Linked DNA regions of Homo sapiens: all the other regions are linked to region 2. The links are chromatin loops, found by intact Hi-C in ENCODE. Cell type or tissue: PC-9. All regions are shown on one strand. Links, peaks and the distances in the headings refer to the core of each region. The heading gives the core; the rest is flanking DNA. Region 1 overlaps LOC643441 (a long non-coding RNA gene). Region 2 overlaps MAGI3 (membrane associated guanylate kinase, WW and PDZ domain containing 3). Region 3 overlaps MAGI3 (membrane associated guanylate kinase, WW and PDZ domain containing 3).

Evidence for each region. A loop is a pair of places that touch in the nucleus more often than their neighbours do. Peaks named below come from ENCODE experiments on the same cell type or tissue, not always from the same donor. Only the 100,000 strongest peaks of a DNase experiment are listed, where the experiment ranks them.
Region 1: a loop joins it to region 2, with 3 times the contacts of the local background. A loop is called at or near these places in 4 of 110 quality-filtered maps.
Region 3: a loop joins it to region 2, with 2.2 times the contacts of the local background. A loop is called at or near these places in 2 of 110 quality-filtered maps.

The regions. Positions count from the first base shown.
Region 1 is chr1:113,195,917-113,204,491 of GRCh38, reverse strand. It overlaps LOC643441 (a long non-coding RNA gene), which reads left to right. Exons shown (of 3, transcript NR_038846.1): 2 at 2,650-2,719; 3 at 5,802-7,711. It also overlaps the pseudogene RPS15P1. Among named protein-coding and RNA genes, the nearest start is that of LRIG2, 130 kb to the right of the region's middle. RefSeq lists an enhancer at 5,470-5,975. In PC-9, for the core only: no CTCF peak of the experiment used is centred there; DNase peaks (open chromatin) are centred at 2,701, 4,521 and 7,631; H3K27ac peaks cover 1,171 bases.
Region 2 is chr1:113,449,082-113,457,656 of GRCh38, reverse strand. The region is part of intron 1 of MAGI3 (membrane associated guanylate kinase, WW and PDZ domain containing 3); the gene reads right to left. It also overlaps the pseudogene LOC100421402. Among named protein-coding and RNA genes, the nearest start is that of MAGI3, 63 kb to the right of the region's middle. In PC-9, for the core only: CTCF peaks have their summits at 4,326 and 4,531 (motif pointing right); DNase peaks (open chromatin) are centred at 506 and 4,526; H3K4me3 peaks cover 893 bases; H3K27ac peaks cover 1,098 bases.
Region 3 is chr1:113,511,092-113,519,666 of GRCh38, reverse strand. All of the region lies in intron 1 of MAGI3 (membrane associated guanylate kinase, WW and PDZ domain containing 3), which reads right to left. Among named protein-coding and RNA genes, the nearest start is that of MAGI3, 120 kb to the right of the region's middle. In PC-9, for the core only: no CTCF peak of the experiment used is centred there; a DNase peak (open chromatin) is centred at 3,976; H3K27ac peaks cover 1,212 bases.

The DNA of each region.
Region 1 (8,575 bases), core at 287-8,286, 250 kb after region 2:
AAAAAGCTTCTGCAGAGAAAATACAGTCAGCAAAGTGAAGAGACAACCCACAGAATGGGAGAAAATATTTGCAAACTACCCATCCCACAAGGGATTAATAACCAGAATACATAAGGAGCTCAAACAACTCTATAGGGGAAAAAAAATTTAATAATCCAATAAAAAATGAGCAAAAGATCTCAATAGACATTTCTCAAAAGAAGACATACAAATGGCAAACAGGTATATGAAAAGGTGCTCAGCATCACTGAGTATCAGAGAAATGCAAATCAAAACTACAATGAGATATACTCTCACCCCAGTTAAAATGGTTTATATCCAAAAGAAGGCAATAACAAATGCTGGCAAGGACATGGAGAAAAGGGAACCCCATATGCTGTTGGTGGGAATGTAAGTTAGTACAACCACCATGGAGAACAGTTTGGAGGTTCCTGAAAAAACTAAAAATTTAGCTGCCGTATGATCCAACAATCCTACTGAAAGTAAACCCAAAAGAAAGGAAATCAGTTCATCAAAGAGATATCTGCACTCCTATGTTTGTTGCAGCACTGTTTATAATAGCTAAGATTTAGAAGCAACCTAAGTGTCCATCAACAGATGAATGAATAAAGAAAATGTGGGGCTAGGCACAGTGGCTCACGCCTGTAATCCCAGCACTTTGGGAGGCCGAGGCTGGTGGATCACGAGGTCAGGAGTTCAAGAACAGCCTGGGCAAGATAGTGAAACCCCGTCAGTACTAAAAATACAAAAAAATTAGCCAGGCATGGTGACAGATGCCTGTAATTCCAGCTACTTGGAAGGCTGAGGCAGAGAATTACTTGAACCCGGGAGGCGGAGGTTTCAGTGAGCTGAGATTGTGCCACTGCACCCCAGGCTGGGCGACAGAGAAAGACTCTGTCTCAAAAAAATAAATAAATAAATAATAAATGTCATACATACACATATAGAGTACTATTCAGCCATAAAAGAAAAGAGTGAGATCCAGTCATTTGCAATAATATGGATAGAACTGGAGATTATTATGTTAAGTGAAATCAGCCAGGCACAGAAAGACAAACTTTGTATGTTCTCACTTATTTGTGGGGTCTAAAAATCAAAACAATTGAACTCATGGACACAGAGTAGAAGGATGGTTACCAGCTGGGAAGGGTATTAGGAAACATGGGGGGAGGTGTGGATGGTTGATAAGCATTTAATGTAAAAAAACAGAATGAGTAAGACCTACTGTTTTATAGCACCATAGGATGAGTATAGTCAATAATAACTTAATTGTACATTTTTATTTTTATTTTTTATTTTTTTGAGACAGAGTTTCACTCTTGTTGCCCAGGCTGGAGTGCAGTGGTGCAATCTTGGCTCACTGCAACCTCCGCCTCCCGGGTTCAAGTGATTCTCCTGCCTCAGCCTCCCAAGTAGCTGGGATTACAGGCATGCACCACCATGCCCAGCTAATTTTGTATTTTTAGTAAAGACGGGGTTTCTCCATGTTGGTCAGGCTGGTCTTGAACCCCTGACCTCAGGTGATCCGCCCGCCTCAGCCTCCCAAAGTGCTGGGATTACAGGTGTGAACCACTGTGCCTGGCCGAATAGTACATTTTTAAATAATGTAAAGAGTGTAATTGGATTGTTTTTATAACTCAAAGGATAAATTCTTGAGCGGATGTGTTAGGAATAAGGCTCAAAATCCTAAGGAAATTGAACACTCAAACAAAGGATTCTTAGCGAAGCAATTTTACTTCTGTGCAGAGGGATGCCTCCTTGGCCAGTCGCCATGAGAGCACACCTGAACAAAGGGGCATGAGAGCCTTTATTCCTGACGCAAGTCCTGCCCCTGTACCCTTTCCTCATTGGCCGGGGTCAGGTGGTACAATCTAAACTAATCCGGTTGGCTAAACATATGATTTTTTTAGATAGGGTGGGCACATAAAATAAAGTGGAGAGGAAGGGGAAAGGGTGTCTGTAATGAGCTAGAAAGTCCTCTTTCCAAATAAGGAAAGGAATGTGAGCTGGTACTCATAACGCTTGGTACTGTGGCGTGCCTGCGCACCTAACAAAGGCAAAACGGAAAAAAAGGAGAAAAAAGGAGAAAAAAAGAGGGTGGGTAACTATGAATTAAAGAATAAAAGATTGATCAGATTATTTGAAGAGAAACCTCATCATATACCACAGATGGAAAAAAAAATTGGACACAGTCCTCTCAAACCCTGTCACTGCTTTAGGCTTCTGTAATATTCTAAAACCTTTGTGGTCATTTTAACAATGGTCACAGCATCTTCACCAGGAGTGGATTTCATCTAAAAAAAAAAAAAAAAAACAAAACAAACAAACAAAAAAACACTTTCTTGGCTCATCCATGATAAGCAATTCCTTATCCATTCAAGTTTTATCATAAAATTGCAGCAATTCAAAATGTCAAACTGAGGCAAAATTAGTGTAAGTAGAGAGTTTATTTGGGTCAAGTTTGAGGATTGCAACATAGGAGCATAGAATCAAATTGCCCTGAACATATGCTCTAATTAGCAGCAGGTATAAGTGGGTTTTTAAAAGAAAAAAGAAGAGCAAGTTCTGAAGGTGTTTACCAAGAATTTATATTAAAATAACATAAGCTATTCATTGGCTATACATTGTCCTTTGTATCACAAATTCCAGGAACAAGAAGATCATGGGTGAGGCAGCTGCTCAGAAACAAATGTCTTTCAACAATTACCCCCAGGCATGGGTAGGTATAAGTCTTTCTGGTCTGAGCTGTTTTTCTTTTCTCAAGTTACATCTTCAGGTTCCACTTCTAATTCTAGTTTTCTTGCTATTTCTACCATATCTGCAATTACTTCCTCCACTGAAGTCTTAAGCTCCTTGTCAACCATGAGGGTTGGAATCAACTTCTTCCAAACTCCTGCTAATGTTGATATTTTGACCTCCTCCCATGAATCACAGATGTTCTTAGTAACATCTAGAATGGTGAATCCTTTTCAGAAGATTTTCAATTTTACTTTGCCCAGGTCCATCAGAGGAATCACTATCTGTGGCAGCTATAGCCTTACAAAATGTATTTCTTAAATTACCAGACTTGAAAGTCAAAATTACTCCTTGATCAATGGGCTACAGAATGGATGTTGTGTTAGCAGACATAAACACATTAATCTCCTTGTACATCTCTATCAGAGATCTTGGGTGACAAAATACATTGTCAATGAACAGTAATATTTGGAAAGAAATCTTTTTTTCTGAGCAGCAGGTCGCAACAGTGGGCTTAAAATACAATTGACCCTTGAACAACACAGGTTTGAACTATGCAGGTCCACTTATCCATGGATTTCTGCTCAAGGAGAGGGAGAGATTGGGGAACTGCCAATCAGTGGAGCAATCAGAACACACAAATTCATCAATTAAGTTTGCTGTTTTATATAGGTACAGTCCATGGCACCCCAAAACAATCATAATAGTAACATCGAGTATCACTTATCACAGATTATCATAACAGAAAAAATAATGAACAAGTCTGAAATATTATGAGAATTACCAAAATGTGACACAAAGCCATGAAGTGAGCACATGTATTTGGAAAAATGATGCCAATAGACTTGCTCAATGCTGGGTTGCCACAAACCCTCAATTTGTGAAAAAAGCAGTTTCTGTGAAGCATAATAAAGCCAAGTACAATAAAACAGATAAAATATGTCTGTATTTGGAGATAGGGTCTTCTAAGAGGTAATGAAGTTAAAATGAGGTCATTTGGGTGGGCCCTAATTCCATATGACTGGTGTCCTTATAGGAAGAGGAGACTAGGACACGGACACACATCGAGAAAGATCATGGGAAGACACAGAGAGAAGGCAGCCGTCTGTAAGCCAAGGAGAGAGGCCTCACAAGAAACCAACCCTGCTGACACCTTAATCTCAGGCTTCTGGACTCACGAATTGTGAAAAAAAAAAAATTAATTTCTGTTGTTTAAACCACACAGTCTGTGGAATTTTATTATGGCAACCCTAAAAACTAATACATGTGCTTTACAATTTACAAAGCTTTTTCTCATAAACTCGTTTAAATGTCAAAACAATCCAGTTGCGCAGAGTATTATCCCCATTTTACTGAGGAAACAGACTCAGAAACTAATAGCCTAACGTCCCAGTGTTCATGCGTGGCAGATTTTGGCTTGGATCCAGACTTTCTGACTCCAGATCCCAGGTTCTTTCAAATGAACTCTGTTTCCTTTTTGCAAAGTGCTCAGCACCATCGTTTTCATGTTTTTCTGTCCATCAGCCATTTACAGGCAGGCTACAATCTGTTCCCTTAGTCTGGAGAGTGGCTAAGTGATGTGCTTAGGCTTACACAATGAGTTGGTGGCAGGAATGGTATTAAAGTGGCTCCTGAAATTCTGGGTCATTTTAAAGTGATGATTTCTTAATTTTCCTGTTCACTCAGCCAAATTCAAAGAGTCAAGGATTTTTGAGTAGCTTTGTTCCTGGTGCAGAACAGCCCCACCTCTAATGTCTACTTCAGGTGAGCCTGCCGCAGGTGATCCAGGAATTCAAACGCTGAGCACCTGAAGAATCTAAGTTATTTACAGGCCTCACTGCAGGGTTTGGCCCTTAAGGAGCTGTTTTGGGCCCTTAAGGAGCTGCTTTTGGCCCTTAAGGAGCTGCTTTTAACTGTCACCACCTACTGGGAGGATAATTGACCAGGGAACTGAGTTCGTCTGTGGTTTGCTTTCAACTTAAAATAGTCATATCTTTTCCTGAGAATATTGATTGAAAAGTTGATATCAAAATAAGCAAAGGAGCTACACTAGCAAATTTCAGTGAATGAGGCTTTTTCCTCTTTGGGGGAAGGTGAAAGTGCATGATAGGTTAGTGAGCAAGATTTTAAAATGATTTTCTTATTTAGTGCACAAACAGCAGGAAAAGATACCAGAATACATGAAAGGGGAAATTGTACCCACCATCCTCCCACCCCATTTTTTCTCTTTTTTGGTGTGTTTTTCTTTATCCAGATATACATATAGTTTTTACCACTGCACTCATGGCAGAGATGAGATTTTATATTTTCACTGAACATCATAATATAACCATATTTCCAAGTCACCACATAATCTTCATGATTTTTATATATATATATATATATATATATATATATATATATCTCCTCATGATTATATATATCCTCATGATTTTATATATATATATATATAATTTTTTTTTTTGAGACATGTGTGCCTTTATTAGCTGAGCCACTGCTTGAGGGGGATGAAGCAGGAGGAGTGGGTGGCCCTGAAGCCGGCTGTGCTTCACGGGCTTGTAGGTGATGGAGAACTCGCCCAGGTAGTGGCTGATCATCTCCGGCTTGACCTCCACCTGGTTGAAGGTCTTGCCGTTGTAGACGCCCACCATGCTGCCCACCATCTCGGGCACGATGATCATGTCCCGCAGGTGAGTCTTCACCACTTCCGGCTTCTCCATGGGCGGCACCGCCGTCTTGGCCTTGCGCAGGCGCTTCAGCAGAGAGTGCTGCTTCCGCCGCAGGCCCCAGTTCAGCCGGCACCACTGGTGCGCACTGTACAGCTGTATCAGCTGCTCGTAGGACATGTCCAGCAGCTAGCTGCTCGAGGTCCACGCCGCAGCAGGTGAACTTGCGGAAGGTCCGCTTCTTCTTCTGCTCTACCTCTGCCATCTTGCTGGATCCTCAGAAAAATGATTTATATTTTTTAATGGCCACATAATATTACTTGAAATGATGCAACCATCGTTTGTGCAACCAATCCCTTTTCCTTAGTCATTTAGGTTGTTTCCAATTTTTCGCTTCAGGTGATACATCCTCTTCGCAGACAGCAGAAAAACATCAGATTTGTGATTTAATTGGGAGTTTTCTGGGATCGAACAGTGGCTTCGTTTACAGGTGGGTTGCCGAGCGGCCATGGTAACTGATGGAGCAGTCACTATGGCAGTCAGTAGGGCTGAGTGGGAAGGGTGCCCTGGGAGCCTGGAAGCGTGGGAACCAGCAGGGCCGCAGTCGTCCATTTCCCACCCAGTCTTTCCTGTCTCTCGGGGATCCCTGGCAGTTGCTCAGCTGATGCTGAATTGAGAAGCAGCCTGTGAACATGAAGGGTATATGGCAGAGGATCCCAATTTGGCTTCTGCAAGAAGTAGAACCAACAATGAGCTACCTGGGGAGGCCCTGTGCCTCCGACTCTTGCTACTCCTTGGAGCCTCGGGTCTCCGAGAATAAACACCCAGTATACTCTAGGGACCTAACCGCTAATCCCAGGAGCCCGAGCTAAAGAGAAATAGTGTGTTTTGCTTGTTTCATCAAGCTGAAGTCTGGCTCACCTGATCCTGGCTTATTTTTTGCTTCTCTGCAACTTCTGCCTGAGGGGACAGGCAGTCCCAGCGTATACACAGCCTGGGCACAGCCCTCCAGGTCCTGCTGGGGCCAGAAATTCCTTCTGGCTTTACCACTTCTCATCCTGGTGCTTATTGCCTGAGCCCTTTGGGAAAGGCACCCTGTAGATGAGAATTGCTGACAGTTTGGGGGAGTGAAAACGTGCAGGAAGGCAGAGGATGTTCCCGTTGCGTTTAAGATCAGCTGTATTTGGAGAGAATTCAAAATGCAAGCGTACTTATACAGTCATTGGAGGTCAAGTTAATTTATTGCCTCCTGGTTACAGCATCAGTCCCGCCCCTTAGAACGAGCTGAATTTTGGAGTCTGGTGGCCAGGCAGAATCCTATGGAACCTTCTCCAGCATCTTCTTCATGGTCGATCTCAAGGTCACTCAGGGCTTGTCTTGACTAGTAATAATAGAAGAAGCCAGCACTTTTAGAGTCTCTCTTGCTTAGTACCCTATGAAATGCTTTACATACAATATCTCAATCCTCACAAGAACCCTATAAAGAAAGGATTATTGCTGCCTCCATTCTATAAATGAAAAAACTAAGATTCAGAAAGGTCAAGTAACAAACCCCAAGTCACAGAGCTGGTAAGTGGCACGAAAAAAAACTCAGATTCGGGCAGGCTTGCATGTACACTCTCCCTGTGAGGGATACTGCCTCCTGCTAGCCTAGCCACAACCAAAGGAAAGTAATAATAGCTCAACCCTTCATCAGTGCCAGGCACTTTGCTAAGGTGTTTGCTTGCGTTCTTCTAACTCTTGAATGAGGAAACTGAGAATCAGAGAGATTAATTCCTTTCCCCAAAGTCACACAGCTAGTATGACAGAAACTATTTTCCTCTAAAATCTAATTTCTCCTTATTGTACAGTAGTAGACCCTCATTTTTAGCTGAGCATGTGGCCTTCTAGAGTTATGACTACATTCTCCAGACTCTGTTGAAGCTAGGTGTCCATGTGACTAAATTGTGGGCAATAGGATATAAGCAAAAGCGGTATGTGCAACTTCCTGGAACTCTCAGCCTTCTCTCCGCTGCTGAAATGCAGACGTGACAGCTTGAGCCAGAGGGTGCCAGCCAGTGCCATGATGTGACCAAGGCCATCAACAGCAGAGCCGCAAGGGAGCAGGAGCCTTGGTCCCTGAGGACATGCTGGAGCTAACTTGGGAATCCTGAGGTGGCCACCTCCAAAATGTTACATGAAAGAGAAAAGTAAACATCTAACTTGCTTAAGCTGCTATTGTTTTGGGGTTTGTCATTTACAGCCAAACCTAATCCTCATTAAAATAGTGGTGGAACTGGAATTTGAACCAGTTTACTCCCAAGACCAAACTTAACCTCTTTGACATATTATTTCTACTGTAAAACTCTACGCCCACACCAGTTCATCTTTAAAAAAAAAAAAAAATTTATTTTCTCACATTTCTGGAGGTTAGATCCAATATCAGTGCGCCACCAGGGTTGGTTTCTGATGAGGTCTCTCCTTCCTCATGGTGGGTGGCTGCCTTCTGGCTGTGTCTTCATATGGCCTCTTGGCTATTCTTGTGTGGAGAGGTTCCCTGGTGTCTCGTCCTCTTCTCATGAGGACAACAGTCCTGTGGGATAAGGCCTTGCCCTTATGACCTCACTTAACCCTATTACTTTCTTATAGACCTTATGTTTACTGGTTTATTATAAAGGATACAGATGAAGAGACACATAGAGCGTGGTTTGGGGCTAGGAGTGTGGAGCTTCTGTGTCCTCTCTGGATGCACCACCCTCCATGTGTTCAGCTATCTGGAAGCTCCTGGTTCATCTTATTACCAGTGTCTTCCATTCCCTTCCTTTGAGGAGTCAGTCAATATGTACCAAGTGCCAGGCTCTGTGCTAGGGAATAAACCAAAAATATAAATATGAATGAGGCTTGGTTAGTGCCCTCGAGGAGCTGGCAGTCCATCTTGGAAGACAGATGGCTAAGCTAATAAATGAAAGACAATGCAGTGAGTCGTGTAATAAAGACATGGGCCCAATGTTGTGGGAGCCCAGAGGAGTGGCTCACTGCCCCCGGGGTCTGGGAAGGTTTTGCCGAGAGTGCAGCAGACAAGGTGGACGTGCTAAGTGGCTGCTGGAGTATGAAATGTATTTGCTTCTCAGTCACCAGTACATTTAAACCACGGTCCTCCAAAGACTCTTGCTTGTCTAGAACATAGCCTACTC
Region 2 (8,575 bases), core at 346-8,345:
TAAGAACAGAATATATCTTCTTCACCACTGCAATCCTACCACCAAGAACAGGAACTAGCACTTAAAAGGTACTCAAATATCGGTCATTTAATTGACAAAATCTATGAAAATTACCATATAGTCCTTGCTGAGGACAAGATGAGAAATGTACGGGGCAGCACATGACCTCCATTCTCCAACTTAATTCAGTATTTCTTATCGAATAAGACATAGAAATGTCTGCTTATCAACCTGTTACTGTCGTATAATCTCAAACACAAATTGACTTTCAGATTAATTGTAAGGGTCAAATGGGAAATTGTAGATTTGTAAAAAAGAGATAATGATGGCTCTGCCCTCCTCCAAATTCCTTTCCTGAAAGAAAAGTCTGTTTACAGATATCAAGCAAATGAAAACCTGCCAAATTTTGATCTCTTTCAACAATCATGTTGGTTTAATTCCACTGAAAAAAAGAAATATGACTCAGAACAATATAGGAGCCAGTCAGGCTCCTTCTCTTCCCCTGACTCATGACTGCGTACTAGCGAGCCAACTTTAAGCAAACACAACCTAGTAAAACACAAAGGAGCTTGGAAAGCCTTTGCATGAATCAGCTCAAAAACATGTGTATCCAACTCAACTCTCATATTAATTCATACCTATTCTTACTAATTCCAAAAGTTTTTAATTTTCTCTTTGGTTTCTAGATATAACCAATCGGCCTGCAAATAAATGGGAACTGTATCTCCTTTTTTCCAAAAGCCCTGCTTCTAATTTCTGTTATGTTTTATTGCATTGTCTAGAACTTGGAAAAAAAAAAAAAAGGCTGTATCCGCAAGCCTCTTTATTTTATCCTATTTTCATAGAAATGACTCTATCATTTCATTATATAGCAAGATACTGGGATATTGGTTTGGACAGAAATTCTTCTTTGTTTTTCTTTAACTGAAGAAGTCTTCATCCAAACCATTAAATACTTTTATAAAGAATGAATATTGAGTTTTATCAAACTCTTTTGTGGCATTAAGATCACCATGTGGTTTTTCATTTTTAATCTAATATTCACCTACTTTTTAAATTCAATGTATAACTTATGTTATGAAATGTTCTTTTAATATCCTGCTGAATCTGATTTGCTAGAATTTTATATTGACTTTTCCCATCCATATTCATGACTGAACTAGGTCTGTATTACTACTTTTTGGTACTTTATCAAATTTGAGATTGAAATAAAATGAACTGGATAGCTTTCTATATGTATATGGGTATGTTACAAAACAGTTGGATATAGAAAATTATTTCCTAGAAAGCTTACAAGAATGTGTCTGTGAAACAACTTAGGTTGTTTTTTATGTTTGAGAGGGAGAGAGAGAGAGGATGGGTTTCTAAATCTCACTATTAAAGAAAAAATGGGGCCGGGCGTGGTGGCTCACGCCTGTAATCCCAGCACTTTGGGAGGCTGAGGTGGGCGGATCACGAGGTCAGGAGATCAAGAACATCCTGGTTAACATGGTGAAATCCTGTCTCTACTAAAAATACAAAAAAAAAAAAAAAAAAAAATTAGCCGGGCGTGGTGGCGGGCGCCTGTAGTCCCAGCTACTCGGGAGGCTGAGGCAGGAGAATGGCGTGAACCCGGGAGGCAGAGCTTGCAATGAGCCGAGATCATGCCACTGCACTCCAGCCTGGGCGACAGAGCAAGACTCCATCTCCAAAAAAAAAAGAGAGAGAAAAAAGAAAAAACGGAAGAGGTTATTTGACTATGCAAGTCCTTATTTAATCAGAAAATACTGAGTACCTCTCTCTGTGCTAGGCAAGAATAAGCAAAACAGCCATCAATTCTACCATCAAAGAAATTATGATATACTTGGGGAGAAAGAGACATAAATACCCAGAAATAATTGTTAATAGTGTTAAGTATGAAAACAAAGTATAAGGAGCTATGAGAGCAGATGGCACAGGGACCCAAACCTAGTCTGTGAAGAGTAAGGTTCAGTTTCCCCATGACATGAAACTTGAGTAGAAATCTAAGGATTAATAGAAATTAAGTGTTCAAAACACACAAAACAAACAGGACGTGCAAAGGTCCTGGTGCAAAAGAGAACAGTATTAGATGAACAGAAAGAAGATCAATATGGCCAGAGTGCAGGAGCCCAAGGGAAAAGAATGCAAGGCCTGGATGGCAAGAAACAGGTCAGATCAGGGAGGACTGGAAGACAAGTTGAAAGTATCTATCTTTATCTTGAGAACAATGGGAAGCTATTTAGGGGAATTTCAAGCAGAAGAATGACATAATCACAGTCTTCTATTTCTCTAGCTGATTTTTATATCTGCTAGGAAATTTTAGATTTCATCAAGATTTCCAAATATATTACCACACAACTCTGCATAGCAGTCTCTCACACTATTTAGGATCTCTCCCTGATCCTCTTTTTAACTTTTTAAATGATTTCCCCCGTTCTTTTTCTTTTCCAATTAGATTTGCTGTAGGTACTCATATATTATTGGGATTTTTCAGAAAGTCCACTCTCGAATTTATCCTACTGTATTTCTATGTCATTTTTATTATTTCCTTCCTCCAGCTTATTTTTTTATTTCTACCCTGACCCACTATTTATCTTTTAATGAACAAGAGGTAATGCCCAGAACTATGACATCTATTCTGGACCACACATTAATTTTTCACGTATGCCTTCTCTGGTTCTACTTCTTGTTTATTCTGTACCTAATCTCCAATACTACATACTTCAGATTCATGTTTCTGGCTATATTTTCAACAATAATATCACTATTTCCCTTTTTCAAGGTTGATAAGGATGATGATGACTATCATTTACTGAGCATTTACTATACACCAGGCACTGTTGTAAGAACTTCACATGAATCCATTTAATTCTCATTGAAATTCTGTGTAATACAAGAACAGAAAACCAAATACCGCATGTTCTCACTCATAAGTGGGAGTTGAACAATGAGAACACATAGAGACAGGGAGGGGAACATCATACACCGGGGCCTGTCGAGGGATGGGGGGCTAGGGGAGGGATAGCATTAGGAGAAATACCTAATGTAGAGATGGGTTGATGGGTGCAGCAAACCACCATGACATGTATATACCTATGTAACAAACCTGCACATTCTGCACATGTATCCCAGAACTTAAAGTATAATAAAATAAATAAATAAAAGAAATTCTGTGTAATAGATACTAATCCCTATTTTATAATGAGGTAACTGAGACAAGAGAGGTAAGGTAATTTGCCCGAGGTCACACAGCTACTAAGTGAAATTAAAATGTACGGACAGGTCATACTTGTTAGCTTGACTCCAGAGAGTAAGCTGCACTGCCTCTTATGGGTAAAAAGTAGTTAGCCTTTCTTCTCTTGAACTGAATCAGGCTAAAGACTGAGCTAAGCTACCCCTAAAGGAAGAAGACCCTGAAAACTAATTTAAAACAAGCAAAATATGCATCCCAAATAATAATTATCAACCAAATGGCTTTTTCAGTTTTGTTATTTATAATTCTATTTGAATTTCATCTACATAAATGGCTTGCATAATTCCTGTTCTTACTCATTTAGTGGCATACTGTTAACCTAATAGAAGATCAGTTTTGGTAACTCTTCTAGAGATATCTGAGGTATATGCTCTGTTTTTTGAGAATAATGTTTAATATAGAAAAGGGTCAGCATAATTATATTATTTCCTATGCACCATTTCTTATCTACTTGCTATATTATGGACATAAAGTGGCATGCTAATACTTCCCACAAGGGGAAGCAGTAGATAGCATGATGGTTAAGTGCACCAGCTCTGAAATCAGATTGCGTGTTGCTCTCTTCTCATACTAATGTGTATATTTAGCTCCTTGACAACTCACTTCACCAAGTATTATTGTTTAAAGTCTTAGCCATAAAGGCCTATCATAGCTAATTATCCCTAAAGAAGAATACAGGCATCAGCCAAATCAAACAGAGCAGAAACTCCCCAAATGGGCTATCTCCACTATGTAAGGGCTAGCTCTACATTTCCTGTTTAAAACATGCAGCTGCCCACAGGCAAGCTAAATCAAACAGACTACTCCAATAGCAGTATGTCTTCACATTCTGTTTTACCAAGTTATGTTCATTCTCACTGCTTTTATGCCAATTTGTGATTATGCAATTTAATATTTAATTAAATATTATGAAATATGAGTACAAAAAGGGTGTTTCTATGAAAACAGATAAATGTTTTGGGAAAACACTGAAAGCTTTGGAAAGGTAAATCTCAAAATGTTAGAAAAGAAAAATTGTTATAAAAAATATAAAAATCGAGTAGGATTCCATACTCAGTTTGCTAAGCTCTTGTTCTACTTTATGGAAATTTGAATTGGAAACAGGAGACAAGCATTATATGTTGTTTATGCAAGAAAGATGACAGCAGTCTCCAGTCAGTATATGCTTTAAGTTAAAAATCAAATGCTCATGAAAATTTATATCAATTTATGTAATTCCCTATCTTAATTGTCATTTTCAATTAATCAACCATTGGCTCCACTTGTATCCTATACATACAAGAGAACACTAGGTGGCATTCAGGCTAGGCTGAGCTGGTCTGCTTTCCCATGAAGAACTTGTAACATATGTGCTTATATACTTATAAAGTATATCATGCAACTGCTTACTTATAAGGGTCTGACTTTTGCGTGCACAGTGGAATGTATCAATTTGCTGGTCAACTTATTAATTCCACTCTTGCTTGTTGATGGATAATCAAAGTAAGATTTCCTGCTATATTGCTTTGGGGATACTGAAGGAAGAAAAAACCTCTTTATTTCTTTGAGTAAAATTTCTTCACTGAGTCTTTCTAATCTTGGGTTTTCCTTTGTCATGTTTTCCTTGTTTCCCCCTCATCCTACTTTAATCTCCTTTTTGGCCTGTGCCACTTTGCTGAATGGGCAAATCACCCTAGAGGTTATTTAATCCTATTCAGGTCAACAGAGAAAAAAGTATACAAAACAACAACTGCATTTGTGGGGTTTTTTCCCACTATAAAATATTTTAAAGTAGTTGCTTCTAAGAGGCTGTCATAGATCAACCTTTATTGTCAGTGCAAACTCACAGTACTGCATTCCCATCATAACTTTTCTCAATAGATTATGAAAAGATATCAAATAAAAATTAAAATTTAAGGGAACAATGAGGCTTCAGTGTGTGTGTGTGTGTGTGTGTGTGTGTGTGTGTATGTCTATGCACATAAGTTAATCCAACAAAATTAACACATAAATACTTGGCTAAATCTGATGTCCTAATGGAGTAGTTACAGTGAAGTCCCATAGAGAGATCATCAATCTTTAGAACATAATTCAGACTAAAATTCTGCAATGAAGCAGCTTTCGGATCAAAACTCCAAAAATAAATGAATGCCAAATGACTTCACTGAACCTTAATCCTAAACAGAAGACCTTATGGCTACTACATACCTTGACTTACTAAAAATTACTTCCCCTTCCTGAAAGGGGAAATTGGGTGACATAAGCAAGGTCCTTTCTTTGCAGGAAAAAAACAAAAAGGAATCAACAGTTTGCCCTGCTTCTGCTCAGGAAAGAAAGATATTGTGATCTCTTGTTCTTTATTAAGCAAAGAATATCACTCCAGAGCAAAAAGTGGTCATTTCAGCATGTCTGTAAGCAGCACTTATAATGGAATGCTTCAGAATCCCTTTTGAGAGCTAAGGAAGTAATTGTGAAGAAACGTTTATTATCCATCCACCCTCATTTACCTAACCAGTTGGGTGATTGCCAATGGAAGGTGGGTAGACAGGAGAAAAAAGTAATGTGTACAGACACACTGCCATAGCAATTAACATCACATTTATTTCTACTACATGTTTACCTTTTCTAGAAAACATGTACAAAAATAGAAAAGACAATGTTGCAGAATAAAAACCACTGCACAGATGAAATTGTTAATAGTTGGGATTATTTTCTCTTCTTAATGCCGTGTTCCCCAGGGAAATATACATATAGTTGCTTGATCATACTACCCATTTCCACCTCCAAAAAAAAAATTCCCTCCTTAATTGATGTCTATTTCCTTATAAGGAACAAAAGTCTCAAAAATAACATTGTTCCAGCAATGATCTTCCTTAGGACATTTTCGAGAACACTTGGCATCAAAAAGTGAGTCTTATGGTGTACCATAAATGAGAAGGGTGATAAAACTGCATATGTAGGGAGTTTTAAAATATATAATATTGTGTACAATTTTAAAGATTTATAAATCTGCACAGTTTTGATTATTTTCTTTAACATATATAAATTATTAAAACAAATCCAAGATGATGAAGAGTATCTGAAGAAACCAGAGAAGAAAAATAGTCAACTATCTGTATACTCTCAAAGCTGTTTACGATGAGATCAATTTTACAGGTTAAAGCCTGTAATAAGCCTTATAGAAAGTTTATCAGTCCATTCTTCAAGCTAACATAATCCTGATAACAAACGGAGTAAGGATAGCTTCCTCTAATACACATGATGGACCAATTTCATTTATGCAGATATACTGAAAAATTTTTCTTTTGAAAAGTTAAAAATTCCTTTATTTTTCATTCCTGGTACCACTACCACAATTTACAGGGCAATATACTTGATGTAATGAAAAGAAAAAGAAAAAGACAAAGCTACAACAGATAAAAGACCTCAGGAATGTACATCTAATTGACACTACATTGCATTAATCAATAACTGCACTTTTTGCAAACTGTGGCTATGACAGTCCTGAACAAGAAGGGTTTCCTGTTTAAGCTGCAATAACTTTTCTGACTATGGATCATCGTTCCTTCTGTGGCAGATTTTTACAGTTCCTCTAATGCATTTGGGAGGACTGTCTCAAAGTAAGCTGCAGTTTTCCTGACAACTCCTCGCTCTCTCTCCTACTAAGAACTGTAGCCCTTTTCTGCTGTTTTTCGAACCTTCTGCTACCATATCCACCACTTCCACCACCAGATCCATAACCACCACCATAGGGACTGCCCGAGCTTCTTCCACCAGAACTGTCCCCTTTCACGGGTCCATAATTTGATTGCTGTTGTCCACTATAATTTCCAAAATCATTATAGTTCCCACCACCACCATAGTTACCACCGCCAAAATTTCCTCCTTCATTGTAACCATCATATCCTCCACCACCTCCACCATATCCACCACCTTGGTTTCCATATCCTGGTCCACCACCACCATAGCCCCCTCTACTACTATAACCAGGACCACACCATAGTTGCCACCATCACCTCCAAATCCATTATATCCACCATCACCTCCTCCATAACTACCTCTGCTGCCACCACCTCCACCACCATAGCTCCTCCACCACCTCCAAAGTTTCCTCCGCGACCCATAAAATTGCCAGATCCACCTCCACGACCTCTCTGTGATCCAGCAGACTGCATCTCTTGTTTAGAAAGGGCCTTTTTCACTTCACAATTATGCCCATTAATAGTGTGGTATTTCTGAACAACAATTTTATCAACTGTATCATGCTCATCAAAAGTTACAAAAGCAAATCCTCTTTTTCCCACTCTGCCTGTCTTCCGTAACTTCTATGGTTTCAATTTTGCCATACTTTTCAAAGAAGTCTCTCAAATTATATTCTTCTGTATCTTCTTTAATACCACCAACAAAAATTTTCTTCACTGTTAGATGGGCACCAGGCTTTACAGAATCCTCTCTAGAAACAGCTGTCTTTGGTTCCACTACACGCCCATCAACCTTGTGTGGTCAAGCACACATTGCTGCATCCACCTCTTCAACACAAGAATAAGTCACAAAACCAAAGCCCCTGGAACGTTTTGTTTGGGGGTCTCTCATTACCACACAATCTGTGAGTGTGCCCCATTTCTCAAAATGTTCTCTTAAACTATCATCTGTAGTTTCAAAGCTCAGACCACCAATAAACAGTTTTCTCAACTTCTCTGGTTCCTTTGGATCATGGCCCTCCATTTTGAGACCAGACTCGCCTCTTCCAACTCGAGTTCAATATCGATATACTGAAAAATTTTTTAATCAGCAAACTGAATGTTGATAATAAACTCAATCTATTGGGAAAAAAAAATGCACTTGCAGATAATTTATCCAGAATCTCCAGGATCTACTCTGTTCTGGATGGATGTCGTCTCCAACGGTCTGGAAATTTTAACCCCCAAATGTTAAAATGATGAAAAAATATAGATCCAGCCCCAAATCTTCTAAGTGAATTCATTTGTTTTTTCTTAATATTACATGATTTAAGGATTGAAGCCTCTCTCTCTGTCACACACACACACACACACACACACACACCATAAAAGTAATGCAACACTTATAAAGGATTTATTTGCTGCCTCAAAGTAAGACTAAACGAGGAAATTCACCACTCATGCATTATCTGCTATTCCACTGTGACGTCATTCTCATCAATTACGATCAGCAACTTCTTATCTATTTTGCTTAGACTAGGCATCTATGTCCTCATTAACTTTTTACTATCCAGCATATCACATTATTGCCCCCTGATATTGCAAAATATTCTTTTTTTTTTTTTTTTGAAATGAAGTTTTGCTCTTGTTGCCCAGGGGAGTG
Region 3 (8,575 bases), core at 133-8,132, 62 kb before region 2:
TCCTGTGTGACTCCACTGGGAGCTTGAGCCTGGATTCCTTGGTCTTTGCACCATTTGCCTTTTCCTTTTGTTGCTATAAATCAAAGCTATTAGTAGGACTATGCACTGAGCCCTCTGAGTTATCCTAACAAATCACCACACTTGGAAGTGGTCTTGAAGACCTCTGACACAGTATGCCATATCAGATAATAGTCTCATTATTTTGGGATAATGAAAATTATCAAACATTTAACAGATTTCCATAAAAAGTCATATCAAAAAGAAATTTAATAGGAGTCATTAAGATTTTGACTTTGAACTATGTTTTACAATAATTACTTCTATCCAGTAGTTACTATAGACTTCCCTCATGGGGCAAGAAAGCAAAAAGATAATTAATTATGAGAAACCCAATCATACTTTGAAGCTATGAACTAGGTCTCAGCCTCAAAAGTAATGGAATTATTCTTAAGAAATCTCATTTCCACCCCTCTTCCCCCACCCCCAAGTTCACATAAATCCCAATCGGCATACTTCTAAGAACAGGTTTCTGGAGCTCAAATATTACATTTTAATAGCCCAAATTCTTGAGGCTTTGGTTTCTGTTTTCATAGAGAGAATTAGGGTGATGTCAGAAAGCATCAGTACCCCCTTTTATTTCCCTCCAAAAATAATGTGTAGTTCGTAGTAACGGGGGAAACAAACTTGTTATTCATTCCTCTGAAGAAATATAACTTGGAGACAATATATATCCAAAAATTGTCCAGCTGCCTCTTGCATTACCTGTTTTCATTTTAAAATAATCACTGACAAGAACTCTTAAACATTTTCTTAGAATAAGCATATTTTATACAAAATATTAAGTAACATTCTAGATAAATAAAATTATTTTAAATTAAATGGATTAGATTTAAGATCCCTATGGAGACAAAACACAATACACATGTTTTTCTATTACAGAAAAATGTATTGACCTAAGGAGCTTCAGTAGCAGCTGCACTGCACTTTGGAACAATTCTGTTAGCTATAGAAAGAATAGGCGCATCACTCAAACTTTAAATCACAGTCTGAAAGGAAGCAACTAATAAATGGGAATGAGGATGGAGCAGGAGATCTGTTAATCTAATTATAGTTGAAAGGTTTCAATATCTAATCAAACATCTACATTAAAGATACTAAAATTATGCTTTTATTGTACTATATGTAGACACAAAAAAAACAGTAAGGTTCCTTTCTGATATGATTTTAACTACCTTGCTTTTCCCAACTCCTAAAATGTATATAAGGAACTAAGTATGAGGTAAATCATAATATTCAATGGAAAGCCACTGCTAATATAAATAAAAAACATCTCATTACTACTATTGAATTTATAAAGCCATACTCAGAGAAATATCAAAACACAGGAAACCAGTCAAGTTGAACACACTGAATAAAATCTATAACCATAAATCTGAAACCACATTCACTCATTCAGTCATCATAAATGAACCACCATGGGAACAGAAAGATAGACTCTTTGCACTCTAGGAGCTTAGGTGGAGTAGAAGGGGAGACAGGTCAGCAATGTCAGTGGTGTGTTATTTGTATTACCACAGAAACCAGTAAAATAGATTCAGGGGCTCAAAACAGGAAGGGGTCAATTTTAGAGATATTGAAGTACATGACAGTGGAGAAAAAAGTTTCTTACATGCAATGAGGAACCATTATAAGATTAAGAGAAAGGGTATTAGGAGGATCAAATTTCTGTTTTAAACCCATAGATGTGGAAGACATAGTGAGAGAAAGAGGGTACAATAATTCAGGCCTTAAGGTAGAGGGAATCTAGGATGACTCCCACATATTCAGTTGGTGGAACAAGACAGAGAATGCAGGAGATATCAGGTTTTGTGACTCAAATCTAGTGAATTTGACATGTTATGGGACATAAAAGTATAGATAGATGCTTACTCTGAAGCTAGACTTAGAAGCTAAGATCAGCCTAAAGATTTTGAATTGGTAGTATCAACATATGGATGATATGTGAAGCTACAGGCACAAATGAGGTAATCCAAGACAGCTACCAGAATGAGAAGAAAAACAAAAATATAAAACCCTCAAGGACACTAAAATTTTAAGGGGGAAGGGGAGAGAGATTAGAAAAGGTAAGTAAATATGTACTTTGCACCTTTGTGCCTACTAGGTATCCTAGGCATTTCCATTAATGTTATTTCTCCACTAGGGACTCAACAGAAACAAAAATGAAATATACTTTTTTTCTCTATGGTATTAACTATAATGGTGATTTTCTCAACTAGGTGAAATTTTGCTCCCTAGAGACATATGGCAATGTTTTGAGGCCTTTTTAAAAAAAATAAATAAAACTTTTATTTTAGAAAAGTTTTAGATTTACAGAAAAATCGTAAAGATAGTATAGAGTTCCCATATACTACACCAATTCCCCCTATTATCAATATATTATATTACTATGGTATATTTTTCACAATTAATGAACCAATATTGATACATTATTGACTAAAGTTTATATTTTATTCAAATTTCCTAATTTTTTACCTAAAGTTTTTTTTCCCCTTTTCCAGGATCGCATCCAGAATACCACATTACATTTACTTGTCATATTTCCTTAGGCTTCCCTTATCTGTGACAGTTTCTTAGACTTTCCTTGTTTTTGATGACCTTGAAAATTTTGAGGAGTAGTAAACAGGTATTCTGTAGAATATCCTTCAATTGTAGTTTGTCTCATGTTTTTCTCACGATGAGACTGGGGTTATGTGTTTTTGAGAGGAAGACGAGTAAGGTAAAGTGCCATTCTTATTACTTCATGTTAAGGATACACACACTATCAATATGATTTATCACTGCTGAAGTTAACTTTAAATACCTGGCTAAGGTAGTATTCATCAGATTTCTCCACTGGAGCATTATTTTTCCCTCTCCTATACTGATTGTGCTCTTTGGAAGGAAGTCACTATGGGTAGCTCATACCTAAGGAGTGGGGAGTTATGTCCCACACCTTGGGGGCAGGTAGTTACATAAATTATTTGGAATTCCTCACAGGAGATTTGTCTACTTCACTTCAATTTATTAATTTATGAGATCATTTATTTATATCAATATGGGCTCATGGATATTTGTTTTATACTTTGGGTTATAATGCAATACTATTCTATTTATTTTTTTTGCATAAATTATTCCAGATTTGGCAGTTGAGAGCTCTCCTGTTAGTTTCTGTGTCCCTTTGGCATACTCTTATAATTGTGGGGGATTTTTGTCTTTTTTTTTTTTTTTTTTTTTTTTGTGAGAACTTCCTTAGTTTCTGGCACTACAAAATGCTCCAGGCTCATCTTGTAGTTTTTTCCAACCCAGTCCTAGAATCTGCCATTTCTAAAAGGAGTCCTGGTTCCTTGTGTTGGAGAATATTAGAAACCAAGATTTGAATGTAAGGTCTGCTTACTGCTACTGAGCAGTCACTGCTTCTAGACCTTGTCAGCTGACAGAACAAGGAAATATGTGTGTCTATTAATCTATGTACTATATACATATTGATAAATATCCCATCTGTACCTACATGAAGTTAAACATGAGTTCACTCTTCTGTTGGAGATAGAAGGATGATGATTTTTCTGAAAGTCGTGACAATTTTTCATTGTCACAAGGGAGTGGTATACGCATCTAGTGAGTGTAGCCAGAGATGCTGCTAAACATCCTATGGTACACAGGACAGTCCTCCAGAACAAATTAATTACCCAGTTCAAAATGTTAACAGTGCCAGGCACAATTGATCTATAATAGTACAATTCAACAACCTGCACATGCCTACCTCTGTGGAATGATTTCAATAATCAGTACCACGGATCATCATGATACACAGTCACTACATATACTGTCTTTTAAACTAAAAGGTAAATGTAACTTAAGCCTTAAATAATTCCCTCACTCAAGAACTATGAGTTTGTTTTTATAATAGTGACTAAGCACACAGGCTTTGGAATCAGACAAAACCTGAATTTTGAGTCCTACCTCTGTCATGTATTTACCAGCTGAAAAAATGGTCTTGAACAAAATACTTCTCTCTCTGAACCCAATGTTCCTTATCTGTAAATGAAGATAACATCTATTCCATGAGGTTGTGTTAAGGATTAAATGAGATAATCATGTAAAAAGCTGGTGTGCTGACTGGCACAGAATTTGTATTCAAAAAATATTCAATCATTTTTGGAGGTCATATATAAATAAAAAAACTTTAACGTTTTTAATGAAATGAAGTTCTTGACTAATTTTAGACAAACATTTGAGAAGAGATAGTAAAAATTCATTTCCTAGTCTTCATTCTCTCAGTCTCTTTAGTCAAAGCTCTACATCAAGCCATGCTACTAGTTTACAGATCAGATTCCAATACAACAAATGTCAAATCACAAAACTCAATAGTCCCAAACATTATAGATTAGTTAACTATCACAACAAAATGGCAAACATCAAAGGCCTTTGGAAGTTTGCTGCCGTGAGATCAAAAAAAAAATTTTTTTTTACCATTTTTACTCAAGAAATGGTTTTCTCCTTCTCATATCTACATTTTGCCACTGTGAGGTTCATCACAAGAGAAACTTTTATTCAGAAACCAAAATCAACATCTATTCAAAAAGCTATATTGTATCCACACAGATTTACTTACAAAGATGCACAATATATGCCTTAAATGTCAGGTAAGGGCAATAAGGGCACTGACCCAGAACTACTAGATGTGAGAATTTAGTGAAGTATGAAAATTCCTCTCTTAGTTTTCTTCAAATTTTACACTGTAATATTATTCTTTCCCATCTTTCATATCCTGGAGTTACATTCTAGGATTGGAATTTGGATTTGTGGTTTAAGAAAACTACAAGGGTACAAATGTTGCTTTTCTTTTTTATTATTATACTTTAAGTTTTAGGGTACATGTGCACAATGTGCAGGTTAGTTACTATATGTATACATGTGCCATGCTGGTGTGCTGCACCCATTAACTCATCATTTAGCATTAGGTGTATCTCCTAAAGCTATCCCTCCCCCTCCCCCACACCCCACAACAGTCCTCAGAGTGTGATGTTCCCCTTCCTGTGTCCATGTGATCTCTTTGTTCAATTCCCACCTATGAGTGAGAATATGCGGTGTTTGGTTTTTTGTTCTTGCGATAGTTTACTGAGAATGATGATTTCCAGTTTCATCCATGTCCCTACAAAGGACATGAACTCATCATTTTTTATGGCTGCATAGTATTCCATGGTGTATATGTGCCACATTTTCTTAATCCAGTCTATCATTGTTGGACATTTGGGTTGGTTCCAAGTCTTTGCTATGGTGAATAGTGCTGCAATAAACATACATGTGCATGTGTCTTTATAGCAGCATGATTTATAGTCCTTTGGGTATATACCCAGTAATGGGATGGCTGGGTCAAATGGTATTTCTAGTTCTAGATCCCTGAGGAACCGCCACACTGACTTCCACAAGGGTTCAACTAGTTTACAGTCCCACCAATGGTGTAAAAGTGGTCCTATTTCTCCACATCCTCTCCAGCACCTGTTGTTTCCTGACTTTTTAATGATCGCCATTCTAACTGGTGTGAGATGGTATCTCATTGTGGTTTTGATTTGCATTTCTCTGATGGCCAGTGATGATGAGCATTTTTTCATGTGTTTTTTGGCTGCATAAATGTCTTCTTTTGAGAAGTGTCTGTTCATGTCCTTCACCCACTTTTTGATGGGGTTGTTTTTTTCTTGTAAATTTGTTTGAGTTCATTGTAGATTCTGGATATTAGCCCTTTGTCAGATGAGTAGGTTGCAAAAATTTTCTCCTGTTTTGTAGGCTGCCTGTTCACTCTGATGGTAGTTTCTTTTGCTGTGCAGAAGCTCTTTAGTTTAATTAGATCCCATTTGTCAATTTTGGCTTTTGTTGCTCATTGCTTTTGGTGTTTTAGACATGAAGTCCTTGCCCATGCCTAGGTCCTGAATGGTAATGCCTAGGTTTTCTTCTAGGGTTTTTATGGTTTTAGGTCTAACGTTTAAGTCTTTAATCCATCTTGAATTAATTTTTGTATAAGGTGTGAGGAAGGGATCCAGTTTCAGCTTTCTACATATGGCTAGCCAGTTTTCCCAACACCATTTATTAAATAGAGAATCCTTTCCCCATTGCTTGTTTTTCTCAGGTTTGTCAAAGATCAGATAGTTGTAGATAGGTGGCATTATTTCTGAGGGCTCTGTTCTGTTCCATTGATCTATATCTTTGTTTTGGTACCAGTACCATGCTGTTTTGGTCACTGTAGCCTTGTAGTATAGTTTGAAGTCAGGTAACGTGATGCCTCCAGCTTTGTTCTTTTGGCTTAGGATTGACTTGGCGACGTGGTCTTTTTTTTGATTCCATATGAACTTTAAAGTAGTTTTTTCCAATTCTGTGAAGAAAGTCATTGGTAGCTTCATGGGGATGGCATTGAATCTCTAAATTACCTTGGGCAGTATGGCCATTTTCACGATATTGATTCTTCCTACCCATGAGCATGGAATGTTCTTCCATTTCTTTGTATCCTCCTTTATTTCATTGAGCAGTGGTTTGTAGTTCTCCTTGAAGAGGTCCTTCATGTCCCTTGTAAGGTGGATTCCTAGGTATTTTATTCTCTTTGAAGCAATTGTGAATGGGAGTTCACTCATGATTTGGCTCTCTGTTTCTCTGTTATTGGTGTATAAGAATGCTTGTGATTTTTGTACATTGATTTTGTATCCTGAGACTTTGCTGAAGTTGCTTATCAGCTTAAGGAGATTTTGGGCTGAGACAATGAGGTTTTCTAGATATACTATCATGTCATCTGCAAACAGGGACAATTTGACTTCCTCTTTTCCTAATTGAATACCCTTTATTTCCTTCTCCTGCCTAATTGCCCTGGCCAGAACTTCCAACACTATGTTGAATAGGAGTGGTGAGAGAGGGCACCCCTGTCTTGTGCCAGTTTTCAAAGGGAATGCTTCCAGTTTTTGCCCATTCAGTATGATATTGGTTGTGGGTTTGTCATAGATAGCTCTTATTATTTTGAGATATGTCCAAGGGTACAAATGTTTTGCCTCATCAGTCAGCAGACCACTCTGAAGAAGACAGAATGAAAAGAACAGGCTTTAAAAATCTTAAAATTTATGCCCAAAAACATATTTTTATTTCTCTCCCTTACAAATGCAACAAACTACATGTTGAGGAGAAAGAATAAAAAGAACACAAAGATCTGTAGATGGTTTTGTAGTGACTAGTTCTCCCTCTAATTTTCAAATAGAACACTCCAAAATATTTAGATCTTTAAGTGGTTGCTGCAGTAATAGAGTTAATTATTCTCTCTTCAAGGCCTGTGATTTTACAATTAAAGCCAAGCTAAGAGAGGTCTAAACATTATAATAGAAGATTAATGTGCTTAAACATCAGTCTTTGTATGACTTTGATTTTATAAATCTAACACTGGACATACAGAAAAAAATGTTTTGCTTTATTATGACTCCCGTAGTCCTGCAAATATATATGAGTCATTTTTACCCATTTTGTCTTGCCCTAAGAATAATTATTTTACTGATTTTAAATGTGAAAAAAATGTTGGCATTTGAACGTTTTCAAATTACTGTCTTTTCCCCCTTAAAGAACTAAATGACCTCTACATTTAAAGAGAAATAAAGAAGACTTAAGAGGAAACCTTTGGTTATGTAAGGGAGTTTGGGGGAAGAGGTAAAGATCATAATCACAATAATGCTGTTTAATGTGCCACCCCTGGGAGCAAATGCTCCTGAAAGGTGACTTTTTCCTTCATTAACTCAACTTTCACTGAGTCAAAACCATTTAAGTTATAGCCCAATATCAGCTTCAGTAAATTCATTAAATGTCCTATCTTAGAAATTAAATTTTATGGAACTACTATTTATCTAGTCATTTGTAACTACCCAATAAGAAATCTGCCAGATGATCTGACCCAATCTTTTAATTGTACAAGGACCTGTTCAAGGTTGTCTAGAAAGTTAATACATGGAAATTAACTGTATTCAATTTTAAACCTTAGCCAATCAAGTTAGCTTAGATTGTGAGGTCCAAACCCAGCCAATGGGGAAAGGACACAGAAGTGCTAGGAACTTTGTTAGGGATAAAAACCCCTGCCATACCCTGCTCGGTGTGCTCTTGTGACCACACCAGGTATGAGTGGCACCCTTCTTCAGAAGTGAATTGCCTTGCTGAGAAAGCTTTTTGCCAGAGTGCTGATTCTTCTTTGCAGCACGAAGCATTTGTTTCTAACAACCATCTTTTCATTCTTTCCTAACTTGTGTTAGTATAGATAACTCTCTTGGGCTATTTAACTTAGTTTTAAATATTTACTGTCAAGTGAATTATAACAAGATTTTATATTTCATACTTTAAGGTTACCTCCCCCTACCCACAACTAAATTACCAGAATATCCTTAACAGGTCCTACTTTGGAAGAATGTGATAGGGGAAAAAGGTACTATATTCCTTAGACACTTTTACAGTTCAAACAAGTTCTTTCAGAGGGAAAAAGTATTTAAACCCTGCAACTGCACCCAATACAATATATAAAGGC